Linked DNA regions of Homo sapiens: region 2 is linked to region 1. A link is a contact called in ENCODE Hi-C or POLR2A ChIA-PET data. All regions are on one chromosome and are shown on one strand. Each heading gives the region's core, a stretch centred on a gene start or an enhancer-like site at or near the end of the contact. The rest is flanking DNA. Distances are from core to core; before and after follow the strand shown.

The links. A loop is a pair of places that touch in the nucleus more often than their neighbours do. ChIA-PET counts read pairs that join two places held with the same protein, here RNA polymerase II (POLR2A). Pooled maps may share reads with other maps.
Region 2: a map of B cell shows a loop between it and region 1 (1.8-fold over the local background). The contact joins two enhancer-like sites. A Hi-C loop is called at or near these places in 6 of 168 maps with a recorded cell type or tissue (B cell, CD4-positive, alpha-beta memory T cell, OCI-LY7 and 3 more), 35 of 37 single-sample maps with no recorded cell type and 15 of 50 pooled maps. POLR2A ChIA-PET finds 5 or more read pairs at or near these places in 10 of 52 experiments (CD4-positive, alpha-beta memory T cell, CD8-positive, alpha-beta memory T cell, GM10248 and 6 more).

What each region holds. Positions count from the first base shown.
Region 1 is chr7:7,908,375-7,915,875 of GRCh38, forward strand. All of the region lies in intron 2 of LOC124901586 (a long non-coding RNA gene), which reads right to left. It also overlaps the pseudogene CCNB2P1. Among named protein-coding and RNA genes, the nearest start is that of GLCCI1-DT, 57 kb to the right of the region's middle. Within about 2 kb of position 3,562, at least 2 of the 41 ENCODE cell types and tissues checked have a DNase peak (open chromatin) inside an H3K27ac peak, as active enhancers do.
Region 2 is chr7:7,939,842-7,947,342 of GRCh38, forward strand. No RefSeq gene overlaps it. Among named protein-coding and RNA genes, the nearest start is that of GLCCI1-DT, 25 kb to the right of the region's middle. RefSeq lists an enhancer at 4,953-5,162 and a silencer at 5,373-5,422. Within about 2 kb of position 4,875, at least 10 of the 41 ENCODE cell types and tissues checked have a DNase peak (open chromatin) inside an H3K27ac peak, as active enhancers do.

The DNA of each region.
Region 1 (7,501 bases), core at 2,312-4,811:
AGTTTGTATGGAAACAAAAATTTGTTCTTTTTGCATTTATATTTTGTCAGTTTTCTTAACATTTATTTAAATTATATAATTAAAAAAAGTTTGGGTTCAAACACCCAAATTGAATCATGGAAAACTTCCAGCTGAACTGGTGGGGACAGAAGTATAGGGCATCTAAAGAGCTATCTGCTTGCACATTTAAAGTGAAGGGTGACACGGCATGATCTGGCAAGTCAGATATTATATTAACATAATAGATTGAAAATAGTATGTATACTTGGGATGGTTAATTTTATGTGTCAGTTTAGCTAGGCCACGGGGTGCCCAGATATTTGGTTAAACGTTAATCTTCTGTGTCTGTGACAGTGTTTTTTGATGAGGTTAATGCTTGAATAGGCAGACTGAGTAAAGCAAACTGCCTTCCATAATATGGGTGGGCCTCATCCTATCCTTTGAAGACAACATGAATAAAACAAAAAGACTCCGTAAGGGGGAACTCCTCCTGCCTGACTGCTTTGAGATGGGACACCAGTTTCTTTCTGGCTTTTGGACTTGAAACTGAAACATTGGCTGTTTTTTTAGTCTCCAGCCTGCTAAGTTTCAGATTGGAAATACATGTCACCTTCCCTGGGTCTCCAGCTTGCCAACTGCAGATCTTGGGATTTCTTGGCCTCCATAATTGCATGAGCCAATTCCTTATAATAAATCTCTTTTAGGATCTCTCTAGTAGGATAAATTGGTATATTGTTGTTTTTTTTTTTTTTTACCTTAAGAAAAACCAATAGCTTAATTTTTCCTCGATATATATTTAGAAAATTGGTCTGAGAAGAGTTTTCATGAAACAGACCAGAGAACTATGTATAAAATTAAGAGTTCTAACCCAGTAAGAAAAAGTGCAAAAATGAAGCACACATTCCCAGGGGCCACTGCAGCCTAGGACCCTCCCATCAGAGGGAAGGCAAGGTCTTTGATGGCTTTTGAGTTCAGCTGAGGGATCATGCTGATCTTCAGGAATTTGTTGCTTGCATACTTATTCTTGATGGCGATGAATTTAGTTAAGTTTTCATTTACTTTCAGCACATTTTTGGCCACGTGCTGCATGACTTCCAATACTTCATTCTGTGTGTATCCTGTATAACACTGCTGCTTTAAGTTCCATTTTCCTTGGCCCAGAACCTTCTGAGACAAGCAGGAAGCAGCTGTTGCTGCCTTAGAAGGATGATAATGCATCATATCGTAGTCAATGAGAGTCAGCTCCATCAAATATTTGGCTAAAGTGTGCTGTTCAACATCAGCCTTCCCGGCTTTTGATGCTTGCCTTAAGAAGTGTAGTGGCAAGGGTCCACCCACCTCAAATTTCAGTTCTTTCAAAATTAGTTTCCATTTCTTGGATTTGGAAACTAGTATAAGCATTGTCTGTGATGTAAACAAAGCCTTCAGTATTTGGAGAAAACATCTCCTCATACTTGGAAGCCAAGAGCAGAGCAGTAATCCAAACTAGTTGAAGCTTCCTCTGGGAAACTGGCTGAACCAGTAAAGATCAATCCATAATGGCAACACACACATACAGAGTCTCCTGAAGAAGCCTAAACTTGGAGTGGATTTGCACCAACCAGTCTACCAGGATGGTATGCTTATGTCCATTTACATCTCATCCACCTAAGACATGTGGGTTTATGAACTGCAAAATCTCCAGCTGCCTGAGGTACTGATAGATACCCTTAAATAGTCACTGCAGAGCTGAGGGTTATTCCAATCTTTGTTATCAATATCCTCAATTTTGTAGAGCAAAGCATCAGAAAAAGCTCGGCAGATGTTCTCTTCTTTCACGGAGGCATCCTCAGGTATGGGAGAAGGACCCTTTGGAGCCAACATTTCCATCTGTACTGTTTCACAGAAGCAGTAGGTTTCAGTTGTTTGTTGACATTTGTTGTTTCCCTGGGTTGAACTGGCACTTTGGTGTTCTGAGCTTTCTTAGCTACTTGTGCTGCTCTGGCTGTAACTCTATTTCCAATTTATTCTAAAATGGAATGCCTAATAGTCACATGACTCTTAGGTTTAGAATTAACTCCTGTCTCTCTGTCTCTGCATATACCCATTTACCCTATTGGTTCTGTCTCTTTGGAGAGTCCTAATAGAATACCTGACAACTAAATGCAATGTGGATCTTGGGACAGAAAGAGGACATTAGTAGAAAAACTGGTGAAATTTAAAAAGAGCCTGGAATTTAGTTAATAGTAATGTACCAGTGTTGGTTTCTTAGTTGTAACAAATGTACCATAGTAATGTAAGATGTTAGCAATAGAGGAAGTTGGTTGAGAGCTCTAGAACGCTCTGTATTATCTTTGCAACCTTTCCATAAACCTAAAATTATTCAAAAATAAAAATTTTGTTTTAAAAAATAGCATGTACCATACAATCTCTCTCTCTGAAACTGCTCCTAATTGTCTAGCTTTCTATTTGTATTTATGGATTCTATTCACCAAATGTTAGTAATCTTTACTTTGGGAAGTAATTTACTTCTTTCTTTGTGCTTTTCTGTATTGTTTGAATTTTAAAAATATATATATATATATATTACTAAAATAGTGAAGTCATTTTTTAAAACATTGGAGGCTGTTTTGAAAAGATGACTTCTAAAAATCTTCCAGAAAACTCTATGATCTTTGATTTGGTGTTATTTTTTTAATAGCACTGTCTCACCTATAACATTCTCCTTAGGCACCCAAAAATGATTTTATGATGAGGCTCCAAGATTGATACTCTGTGGCAGGACTTGAAAAATGACCAGGTTGTGTTACCATAAGAACATGTTCCTGTTTTGTTTTGTTTTCTTTTTTATTTTTCTAGTTCATTAAGGCTGCTATAACAGAATACCATAAACGACAGAAATTTATTTCTTACAGTTCTGGAGGCTGGGAAGGCCAACATCAAGGCACCAGCAGATTCAGTGTCTGGTGAGGGCCTGTTCCCTGGTTTATAGATAGCTGCATTCTCACCCTTACATGGTGGAAGGGGCAAATGAATTATCTGGGGTCTCTTATTCATAAGGACACTAATCCCCTTCATGAGGGCTCTTACCTCATGGCCTAATCACCTCTCAAAGGCCATGTCTCCTGATACCATCACATTGTGGGTTAGGATTTCAACATAAGAATGGGGTTGGGTGGGGAAGCAAACATTCTTTAAATAGCACCGACCCATACATAGCTTAATGGTTTATGTCAGTGTGTTACTATAGCTATTTGCTGGCGATAAGCATCGTAAGGAAATGAAAGGCTTTTGGTTGCAATTCTCCTGTGGTTCTGTCCAGTGAAGCAATGAGTCAGGGATTTTTATCTCCAAATCAAAGCAGAGCTCACCTTTTAGTAATTGGAGGAATTAAAAGAACAAATTTCCTAAATGTTCTATGTTCTAGTACAAATAAAATTTTTTAATACTCTGTTTATCCTCATATCTTCTATTTTCTTTGTTCTCTTCATCTTGTCTCTATGTCTCCTGATGTCCAACCTCTCTCTTTTGATCCTTTTTTCTTTTGAGTCAGGGTCTCACTCTGTCACCCAGGCTGGAGTGCAGTGACGACATGATGGCTTACTGTGACCTCAACCTCCTGGACTCAAGCCATCCTCCCACCTCAGCCTCCCAAGCAGCTGGTACCACAGGCACACACCACTAAGCCCAGCTAATTTTTTTATTTTTTGTAGAGACATTGTTCTGCCCTGTTGCCCAGGCTGGTCCAGAACTCCTCTAGGCTCAAATGATTCTCCTGTCTTGGCCTCCCAAAGTGCTGTGGTTACAGGAATGAGACACTGCGCCCAGCCTCCTTTGACTTAAAATATTAGGTCTATTGTAAATTCTCAAGGGAGCCATTTTTTTCTTTTTCCACTCTAATACTGTGAATTCTTTGCGGATGGAGAGACTGTTCTCTTCATTTCTGTTTCCCTTCACCTAGCACAGTCCTCACCCATCAAATCATGGAGGATTGTAGCCACAGCTGCAAATGGAACCCTGGAGTTTTCCAGTTCCTCCTACTCATTCAAGTTCTATGTCTCCCTTCTTCCCTTTGTTTTTCTTTCTCAGGTCCTTTTTCTTCTTGTAATGTAGTTATAGGCTTATCGCCTGTATTCTGTGCCTTCTGAATGTCCAGGCTCTAAGGTCATTCTGCTGATTATATGAGGCCAGGTCTTCCCTTTAACTTGTGCTTCTGTAAGGTAATAATCTAAGCTATACCAGTGGTTCTTAAACTCTAGCAGGCATTAGAATCACCTGGAGAGCTTGCTAAAACAGACTGCTGGGCCCACTCCTAGAGTTTCTTAATTAGTAGGTCTGGGATGGCACTGGAGAATTTGCATTTTTAACAAGTTTCTAGTAGATGCTGATGCAAATACTGATGCTGCTAGTCCAGGGACTACACTTCGTACATCGTGGATCTACATTCTACAGAATCATTGGCTGGGCTAGCTCCTCCTTTGCAAGGAGGCAAAAAGAAATGCAGATGTTCAGTGTCTAGAACTTATCCATAAAGTAAAAATAATAGGAAGAATATACATGTTTTATTTTAAACCCAAGATATAAAGGCGTTTTTTCCCTTATAATGATTATTCTTCAAATCATCTCTATACACCATAAGTAAAGTTAAAAGTGCTAAAGGAGGAAAAACTATTGATATTTCTATCAGAACACATAAAAAGGTTAATTATGGCATGCACGTCTTAAAGATCTCCTTGCCATCTGAGCCATCTCCAGAAATACTTGCCATAGAACAGAAATAGAAATGATTATATGAGTAAATTATCACCCACACTCCTCGCATGCATCATTTCATACCACAAGCCTTTTCTCTTTTCAAGGAATAATGGTTTTACATTTTACTTTGTGATGGCACTCTAATTGCTAAATATAATAGGGGCATTATGCTACAAAGTTAAAAGACTCCAAGTGAAAAGATAAGTCAAATATAGTAATTTCACACAGCCAATGATTCTTCAAAGTATGCTTCTCTTTTTTTCCAGCTGTCTCCCAATTGTGAACTCTCACAGACTCATGAAAATTGAATACTAAGGCAGAGAAAAGCTAACAGGGATCCTAGAATATTTCTAGTCCAGGAGTCTGTAACTATGATCTACTGGCCAAATCTGGCCCACCACCTGTTTTCATAAATAAAATTTTATTGGAAAATAGGCATGCCCATTTTTATTGAGAAACAGCCGTACCCGTTGTTTACATATTCTGTGTGGCTGCTTTCGCACTATAATAACAGAGTTAAATAGTTGCAACACAGACCATGTGGTCCAAAGCTGAAAATATTTACTATCTTGACCTTTACCAAAAAAGTTTACTGACTCCTGCTGTAGTTCCAGCTACTCACTGGACAGATTAGAAACCTGTCTAGAGGGAGAGAGTTGGGGAGGGCAGGAGAGAATGGAGGGAGAGGTAGCTCAGGTTTCCACATTCAAATAGAAACAGGATTGCAGAATGTGAGGCTTCTCCCTAAGCAACTCCTGTAAGAGCTTTGGTCCACTGAAAGCCAGTCACAGCTGCCCTTCATGTATTAGTAGAGAAGGGGACACTGGAGTAAGTTTGTATCTCGTTATAATTTTCAAAGAACCTCTTCAAATGTCCACCCCAAAAAGAAGAGCAGTGAGACAGAAGTGTGCTTTGATGTTAGTCCAAAGTGTTATTTATGGCATTTATTTGCACACGTATACAAAAACACATTAGCAGCCTAACCTTTGGGGCTCATTTCTAATAATGAAAAAGTCCTTTTTCATTGATGAGGAAATCATTAGGATCATCTTGTCTTTCAGAAAGTATACTAGCATTCTGTCATGTAGTATTCTCCATAGTGCCCAAAGCTTTCAGGAGAATATGCCTTATAGTGGGAATTCTTATTTCTTCAAGTTATTAGTCACTAAATTGACAAAAGTATGTGAGTGTGTGTGTGTGTATGTTTACATTGCTATTTTACATAATTTATATATCCACGTCTAAAATAAAATGATATAGTGGTGCTAGGTGTTCCCTAATCTCTCTCATTTATATGTTAAAAATATATCTATTCTGTAAATGAACAGAAGCCCCAATTCCATGGTTTCAGGTAAGTGCAAAGATATTTACAATGAGTTAAAATGGAGTATTGTCACAAAAAAGGACCGTTATTTTATTTGGTCATTCATCAGTTCTTTATTGGGTACCTCTTCTGTGCCAGGAACCCACTGTACTGACATGATACGCACCAAGAGGCTAAGAGGATCTCGTAATCTGATGGGGTGATGGGGGAGGTCACATGCAATACAATGTCTGCAAGTTCTGCCTTGGAGAGAGCCCTGGAAGAGACATTTGAGTGAAGTCCAAAAGATGAATAAGGGCTTGCCATGCAGATATGCACATGCTAGGGAAATGAAATTCACTTTTAATGTTAATTCTCCTGGGAGATGTTCTTGACTCCTTAGTCCAAACCCCTTAATATCCCTATTCTGTGTTCCTATAGCATCTATCTATCACAGGACTTTTCTGTCTGCCTGGCATTCAGTAGGTGTTTAGCAAATGAATGAATAATAAGTGAGTGAGTGAACACATGGAGTGAGTGAATTATGAGTATACAAAAGTCAGAGGTGTGAACCACTATGGCCTATTCTTGGAACTGCATATATGGCTAGAAGATAGGGCATGGGGAAGGAGGGACAGATGTACCGGGATATGAGGCTGGAGAGGTAGGTCAGGGTAAGATTGTGGAGGACCCTATATGCCAATCTAAGAATTGAATTGTATTTATTATTTCAGCAATTTCATGTTGGCCCCCATTCTGTGCCAATCCTGTGTTAGGCTCTGGAGACACAAGATTCAGCCCTTCCCCTTGTAGACCTTACTGTTTCACTGAAGCTACATATATATATATATATATATATATATATATATATATATATATATATATATATATATTTTGTTTGTTTGTTTGTTTGTTTCAGAGACAGAGTTTCGCTCTTGTTGCCCAGGCTGGAGTGCAATGGTGTGATCTTGGCTCACCACAACCTCTGCCTCCTGGGTTCAAGTGATTCTCCTGCCTCACCCTCCCGAGTAGCTGGGATTACAGGCATGCGCCACCATGCCCGGCTAATTTTGTATTTTTAGTAGAGACGAGGTTTCTCCATGTTGGTCAGGCTGGTCTCAAACTCCCGACCTCAGGTGATCTGCCCGCCTCAGCCTCCCAAAGTGCTGGGATTAAAGGCATGAGCCACGGCGCCTGGCCACTGAAGCAATATTAATTGTGGATAGGATATGGGCCCTGGATGTAGACTGCCTGGGTTTTAGTTTTAATTTACTCCATACTAGCTGTGTGGCCTTCAATTTCTCAATGCTTCGGTTTCCTTATCTTTAAAATTGGAGTAATAATAGAACCTACCTCATAGTTACTGTTGTGATTAAAATGAGATAATATGTGTGAAACTTCCTGGCACATAGAAAGTACCCAACAAATATTAAGCACTCTTTTTACTGGGGAAAATGGACATTA
Region 2 (7,501 bases), core at 3,625-6,124, 33 kb after region 1:
CTAAATATAATGAAGTTAAACTCTTCCCAATTTAATTTGTAGGATTAAAACAATCCCAAACAAAATCCCAGTGGATTTTTTTAATTGATAAAATGTTTCTAAGGCTCATCTGGAAGAATAAATAGACTATTAATAATATAATTCTGAAAATTAAGAAATAAGAAGTTAGACTTGCTCAAAACGATATTGAAATGTATGAAAGTGACAACCCTTTCCACAATGATAGTTAAATAGGAAGCTCTTAAACATCGAATAGAAAGTGCTTAGGCATCTCTTTGTACTTTTAAAAACAGTATATGATGAAGTAATTGTAACAGAGAAAGTGATGAATTATTTAGTAAATGATGTTGGAATAATGGCTAAAGAAGGATAAATTTTCACCTTAAACTGTATTCTGAAATAAATTCTAGATAAGTTAAAGAAATATAAAAAATTAAAAGCATTATAAACTACAAGGGAACACAGAAAATATGTAACAGATTCCGGATGTCATTTAAGTCACTAAATCCAATGACTGCAGCACCAGTTGATAGTCTTGACTGCAAACGCTTTTTTTATTCCCTTTGCTTCCTTTGGCTTTCATAACACTTCCCTAATTTTTCTCTTACCAGTTTGGCCACTACTTCTCCAGTGACTTTGCAGGATTATCCTCCTCTGGGGACCATTATATGTTTGAGTTTCTCTGGGCCCATCCCTTCTCTCCACTGTCTTCCAAGGATTCTCATCATGCCTATGGCTGTAGTTACCACCTCCTGTCAGGTGACTCTCAAACTCCAGCCTAACCATTTCCAACTTTTCAGTATTAGTCAGGATCCATGCAGGAAATGTATGGCACATTCAAAATGGGTAATTAAGAAGACTTTAGTTAAGAGATCATTTACAGAGGGTTTAGGGAAGGCAACAAAGGATAATGGTACAGTATCTCAGGGAACATTACTGCTTTAGGCCTAAACAAGGAAGCAGGTGGAAATGATTACTGAATGAGAGTGAGAGAGAGGAGGAGGTGGCAAAGGAGTGGTACAAGTAGGAAAAGGTGGGGAAGAGGGGCAGGAGAAGGAAGGGGAAGAGAGAATGCAGTATGGAGATAATATGGAATAAATAATCAGCCTCCACGCTCTGCCTTCAGTCTTCTGCTTCTACCTCCCATTGGCTGAACCTAACTAGAAGACAGAGAACACGGGAACCAGGTGCTAAGGTTACATGGGATGTTGATTCATTTCATACAGGTCAGTCTCTCTGGATACAGCAGAATAGAGAAGGGTGGAGAGTGGCTCTATGTGGGAAAGCAGAAGATATCCACCTAGCATTCACCTCCTACCTGGCTTCTTCTCCAGGACATCCCAAGAGCATTTCAAACTCAACGGGTCCACAATTGAGCTCATAAACTGCCCGCTGCATACCCTCTCCTCTCAAAAAACAAACTAACAAAAATCCAAACTGGTTCTTTGTCAGTGTTTTCCTTCTTTTTTGTTAACAAGTTTATTTTCTTGCATTTCTTATTTTAAAAATTTTACTGTATATATTTAAGGTGTACAACATGATGTTTCGATATACATATAGAAAGTAAAAAGGTTACTATAGTCAAGCAAATTCACATCCATTATCTCACATAATTACTTGTTTTTTGTGTGTGGCACCTGAAATCTACTCTTTTAGGGAAAATCTCAAGTACAATACAATATTATTTCATGGAGCCCTCCTGTTGCACATTAGATCTTCTAATGTTATCTTATGTCATCAAATGCTATCAATGTCAGGATTGAATTCTCATTACCATGGAATGGATTAAACTGGGGCAAGAGTAGGAGCAAATAGATCAATGAGGAGGCTGTTCCATTAGTGCAAGCAGAAATGATGATAGAATGGACTAAAGCAGTGTTGGTAAATATGAAGAGAAATGGACAGATTAAAGTGGATAGATTAAAGAGATATGTAGAAAGCAAAAGTAATAGGATTTGGGGGTTTGATAGAATTGGATGTTGGGGGTAAAGGTAATATGGTTGTCAAAGATGACACCATGGATTTTAGGAAGGAGGCAGCACTCTTTAACACGGACTTATTAACCCTGCATAGTCAGCTTCTCCCAGCTCCATCCCCCAACCTCTCAGCCTTTCCAGCTTCATCTTATACCAAGACCCTCTCAGGATCCGGTGGCGTTTACTTTCTTTTATCCCTCTTATTTCCTGTGCTTGTTCCTGAGCAGGACCTTTGCACCTATAGTTCCTACTACCTGTAATGCCCTTACCCAGCTACCTGACTCCTTTTCATCATTCATAGTTCAATCACCGTTTCCCCAGGGAAGCTTCCCCTGATTTCCTTAGTTAGTCCTAATTTTCCTATTAGAGCTCTCATATATTGTGTACCTTCTCTTTGTAGGATCTGTCCACTGGCAGCTCACACTTATTTGGGTGGCTTTTCAGTTTAATGTTTGCCTTACCCTCGGTCCCCCCACTAGGATATAAACTAGGATATAAGACAGGGACTGTATCTTTTTTGGCTCGCTTGTGTATTATAGCCTGGAACCCTGTGGTTGCTACGCACAGACACACACACACACACACACCTATTAGTGAATGAATAACAGTAAAAGCAATGGAATATATCACAAAGAAAAATACTGGTATATTTAATTACATTAAGACTATATTCTTCTCTGAATTAAATAAGACTACATAGCAAATAATGAACAAGTGATAAACTTGGAGACATAGTCATAATAAATAGACAACAAGATTACACCCTCAATAGAGTTCTTACCACATCAACAATAAAAACACTGATAATGCCTAATAGGAATTGGCAAAAACCAAATAAAAAACTCCAAAAATCCCATAAAGAGAAAGGGTTCTGACAGCTTCTCACTGTAAAAATTGGAAGCCCAAATCAAACTAACCTAAACACTAAGGAAATAATATATTTTTGCATGTAACCAGAAAGTCAGGTTGACTTCTCTGAGGTTCACAAGATAACACCCAGCAGCACGTGGGGACAATACGCTTTCCTGTTCACATTCATCAGAGGAGAAGTGGAACCTCTCTCTCTCTCTTTTTTTTTTTTTTTTTCTTGGCTCACTGCAACCTCTACCTCCTGGGTTCAAGCGATTCTCCTGCCTCAGCCTCCCGAGTAGCTGGAACTACAGGCACCCGCGACCACACTCGGCTAATTTTTGTGTTTTTGGTAGAGGCAGGCTGGTCTCAAACTCCTGACCTCAAATGATCCACCCACCTCGGCCTCCCAAAGTGCTGGGATTACAGGTGTGAACCACCACACCAGGCCGTAGAATCTCTTTTCTAGCAACAAAATACAAGTGCTTCTTCTCAGCCTTATTGACTCAGATTAGGACCAACCTGGATTAAATCTCTTGTCACAGGAATGCTATGTTTTGATTTTGAACCTTTCACTAGCCAAAGAGATTGGATTACTATGCTTGGTTCAATAGTAATCAGGACTCATTCCGAGAGCTGGGGTCAATTCCAGAAACTACATTGTTGTTGAGGAGTGAAACACGATGTCCACTGTAATTGGCCATAACCATAGGAAAGAAATGGTCAACTTTAGGATTGAGGGAGATAGAAGAAAATAAAGACAGCTGTGAGGCATCATTTTTCAACTCAAATTTAAAGCTGGCTTTTAAAATTACACCATTCACTGAAAATGGATTATAAATTGATTTAACTTTTCTGGAGGGCAATTTGGCAATATATGAAGCACCTTTAAAACATTTATGACAAATTTTGGAAAGTATACATATGTGTAGAAATAAGGAAACACAAAAATGTTCATGTGGCTGCCACTAAGTGGTAAGTTTATAGATGATTTTAATTTTCTTTTTAATATTTTCCATAGTTTTTAAAAACAGGCCTAATTACATTTATTTAAACACAAAGAACGTGAAGTAACCTGTTATTTAAGAACATGGACAAATTCCAGTCAAGAATATCCTCTAGAAGCTTGAGAGGTGGGAAAAGTAGTTTGGGGGATTTATTTGCTCTCTCAAGGTGATGAAAAGAAAAATATCTGAATCAAAGAGTCTGAGTTATGGAATTCTCTGCTTCTGGGGTTCTAGTGCAGCCCCGTTGGTCTGGAATTCAGGAAAAAAGATACAAGGCATAAAATCCCACAGAAAGTTACACAGTTGCAACAGAACATTTAGCATTTATTGCTTGTTCTTCTAATTAAACCTCTAATTCAACTCACTAGGCCCTTGCCTGCTAGCTTTAGTGAGTAAAGTTGAGACCATGTGACTGGACTTAGCTTGATTTAATGTCATGTTCATTGAGGAGAATGGTTGGACTTTTTTTTAAAAAACATGAGCATAGGAAATATCTGAAGTCACTTTTAACACTAGTCTGAACATGTAGGATAAAGGAATGTGTGTTACTGAATTGGGATTTCCAATAGATATTTAACCCAATGTGATTTGGTGATGATGTTCTTTCTTCAGATTTAATTTCATAATTTCCTCACTTATCTCAGACCACTCCCTCAGTTCGCTTTCTGCCTTAACTATCACCTCTAAGTAACATGGGATAAGTCACTTAACCTTTGCTGTATCCTTTCAAAAATAGGCCTCTGTCACGGAATTTCCTCTCTCTAAACATCTCTAAAGTTCTGTTGGTGTGAAGAATTAGTACGTCTCTTCTGGTTATATGAATTTAAGAAAGCATTTAGGTTAATGAGGGAAAATTGAATTTTAATGGTCCTCCCTTAAAAGGCTTTACAAAAGATTTTTTAGCTAGATGAGGTGGGAATATATATGCTAGCACCAGATTCCACTTATCAGTCATCCAGCAGTTACAGCAAGCCAGCAGCTCTGCCTGCGCCTGAGTTGGCCATGTATAGACAAGTGAGGACTGCAGAGGCAGGAAATATGGGGTTACGTTGATTTCCCTCTATTAGCAGCAGCTTAAACCGGCATGCTGGGCAGCACTGTCTCCTATTGGCTACAGCTGCTGAGAGCAGCAGGATGAGGGTTGACCTATATCTGTCAGGTGTAGGTCAAACCCTGAATTTTTGTTGCAAACTTCAGTCTTCTAGAACGCCAAGTTTCACTTGTGCTCAACCACATACAATATTTTTATCAGGATCTGTGATATACTCCACCTGCAAAGAGCTTGCATCTGTGGGTTTCCCTCTCTGGATTCTTTTGCTTTCTTTCTTGCTGCCTCTCCCTCCTGTCACCCTCTTACCATTTTTGTCCCCTGCTTCCGTGTCATCCTCTGGCTGAGAAGGGTTGAGATGGTCACAGCTGTGCTCCTTCTAGTAATCACAGTAACACCAGCCCTTCTCTGCCTGCCCCAGTTTCCATCTGACCAAGCTGTGCCCGTTCCTTTCAGTTGCAGTTATTGCCCCAGGTTGGCACAGCCTGTGCACATATGTGCTCCTCTGGGCCACCATGGTTTCGGAATGTGTCAGTTGCTAATTACAACTGCAGCTGTGCACAGAAATACAGCACACATTCAAAATGTGGGTCCTAAAGTTCCTACACAGTAAATATTTCTTGATAGTTTTAAGGCCATTTTTTTTCTTATTTTTTTTTTGTAAAGATAGACTTTTAAGTATTTAGACATGTATTTTTCTAGATGAGAGAATAAACTACTTGAATTTTCATTTATTCAGCCACCATCTAACTGTGACAAAGGTCCTTTCCCTCTGCCTTTGGTCTCAGTCAATATATGTATGTTGTTTTGGGACTTAATTGGTATTGTGTTTTTATTTATTTACACTGACATCACAATGTGAAACTTACCATAGTCAGTCCTGCCTTCATACTAAAGCATCAGTACACTGTGGGCTTCCACTTACAATGCAGAAACTGCATTCCATGACCCGTTATCATTTCTTCACTGAGGCCTTGTAGTAATAGTAAAGAAGCCCAAATGCTGGAAAAATTATTCTAGAACCTCAGGTCCCCATGCGTACAAACTACATCACAGTAATTTGAGATGGAAAAGACCTATTAAGTCATCCCACTGATTCTCTGAGGACCTGCGGTGTTTTTTCCCTCTCCAACAGGCTGATCTACTTTTTAATGGCTTTTCCAACTGTAAATGGCACAAGTGATGGGGTTTCCACCCTTCCCAAGGCTGTACAGCCTATAATAGATCTCTCCATTAGGGCCTGTGACTCGTTCAGCTGCCTAAATCATCTTTGTTTTGACTTTCATTTACCATCACTCCTCCTGCTGTCCCCTTGCACACTAAATAATTTCTCTCTGTCCCCACTATTTACACCCTTCAAGTACTTGTTGCCCATGAGCCAGTCCCGTTAGAGCCACATGGTCATGCTGAGAGACTTGTCTCTTTCATCTTCTCTCTGAAGGCTGTCCCTTCAGACTTATGAATCATATTTGTTGCTCTTCAATGAATGCCCATCAGTTTCTTAATAATTTGCTTCATTTCTTTGTTACTGACACTGCTCAGGAAAATCTTCTTTGTCTCCGTCGCTGCAAAACAAGAAGATAATGGTAGTAGAATCTCTGCTAACAGAAAATAGAGCGGAGCTTTTCAGCTACCAGGTATCTTCCTACCCAGGACAATGGAATCATCTAATCAGTTATCTTTAACTCTCTTACTTGGGGTGCACAATTGCTATGTTAACAGGTGTTAGGTGTGCATGTGGAGACAGGGATAGTTCATCTATATTTTATCTGGGAAGGCTTTGTTGTGGTGTATTTAGTTAATGCCCATTAGCTGTTTAAGTCATATTTCCCCACCAACCTCACTTCCCAGTTGGAAAAGCTTCCTTGAACTCCCTCAAGAGAATGCTAACCTCCTCCTTTCCATTACTATGCCTATGTTTACTGATACTAAATTGTGTGACATCAGTGACATCAGCATCTTTGCCAGAGGAGGAATTCCTTTGCTATGAGAGAGGCAGAGTGTGCCCTTTACCTTGAATGAACATGAATGGTACGGCAAACCGGGAAATTCTGGCAGTGGGTTTTGTAATTCCAGGGTTAATAGTGTTCAGCCTGTCCCGTCTGTACCCCTCTCCAGAGCCTACTCCCTGGCTACTGTGTGTGCTTATACACCATCTAAAGTACTGAATTTAATAAGGTCTGGCCTACTGTGCTCATTGTTCGTATTTATGCAATAATAATAATACCAACATAGTGCTTCACAAACTGTTTTTGTCTAATTGCATCATCCCATTTAGTAGTTCCAACCATCCCGTGAGGAAGGAATTACCATCTTTCTTTCACCAGGGAGCAAACTGAGACTTAGAGATGCTCTATTGCCACAAATTTCACAAACATCCCATAAATTCTCCTTTGGAGTCCCTCTTGTCCTCCCTCTGAAATCACTGGAGAACATGCTTTCTGAGCAGTATGTGAAGAGGCACTAACTGCATATAAGTTCCTAAAGTCACTGAAATGCTGGCCATGGCATAATGTTTATCTGTGTTCTCCTTTTGGCAAAAATAGAGTAGCTAGACATCATCCACAGTTTTATATGAATCCTATTATCAGTAGGATAATTCAGTTGTTACACGATGACAG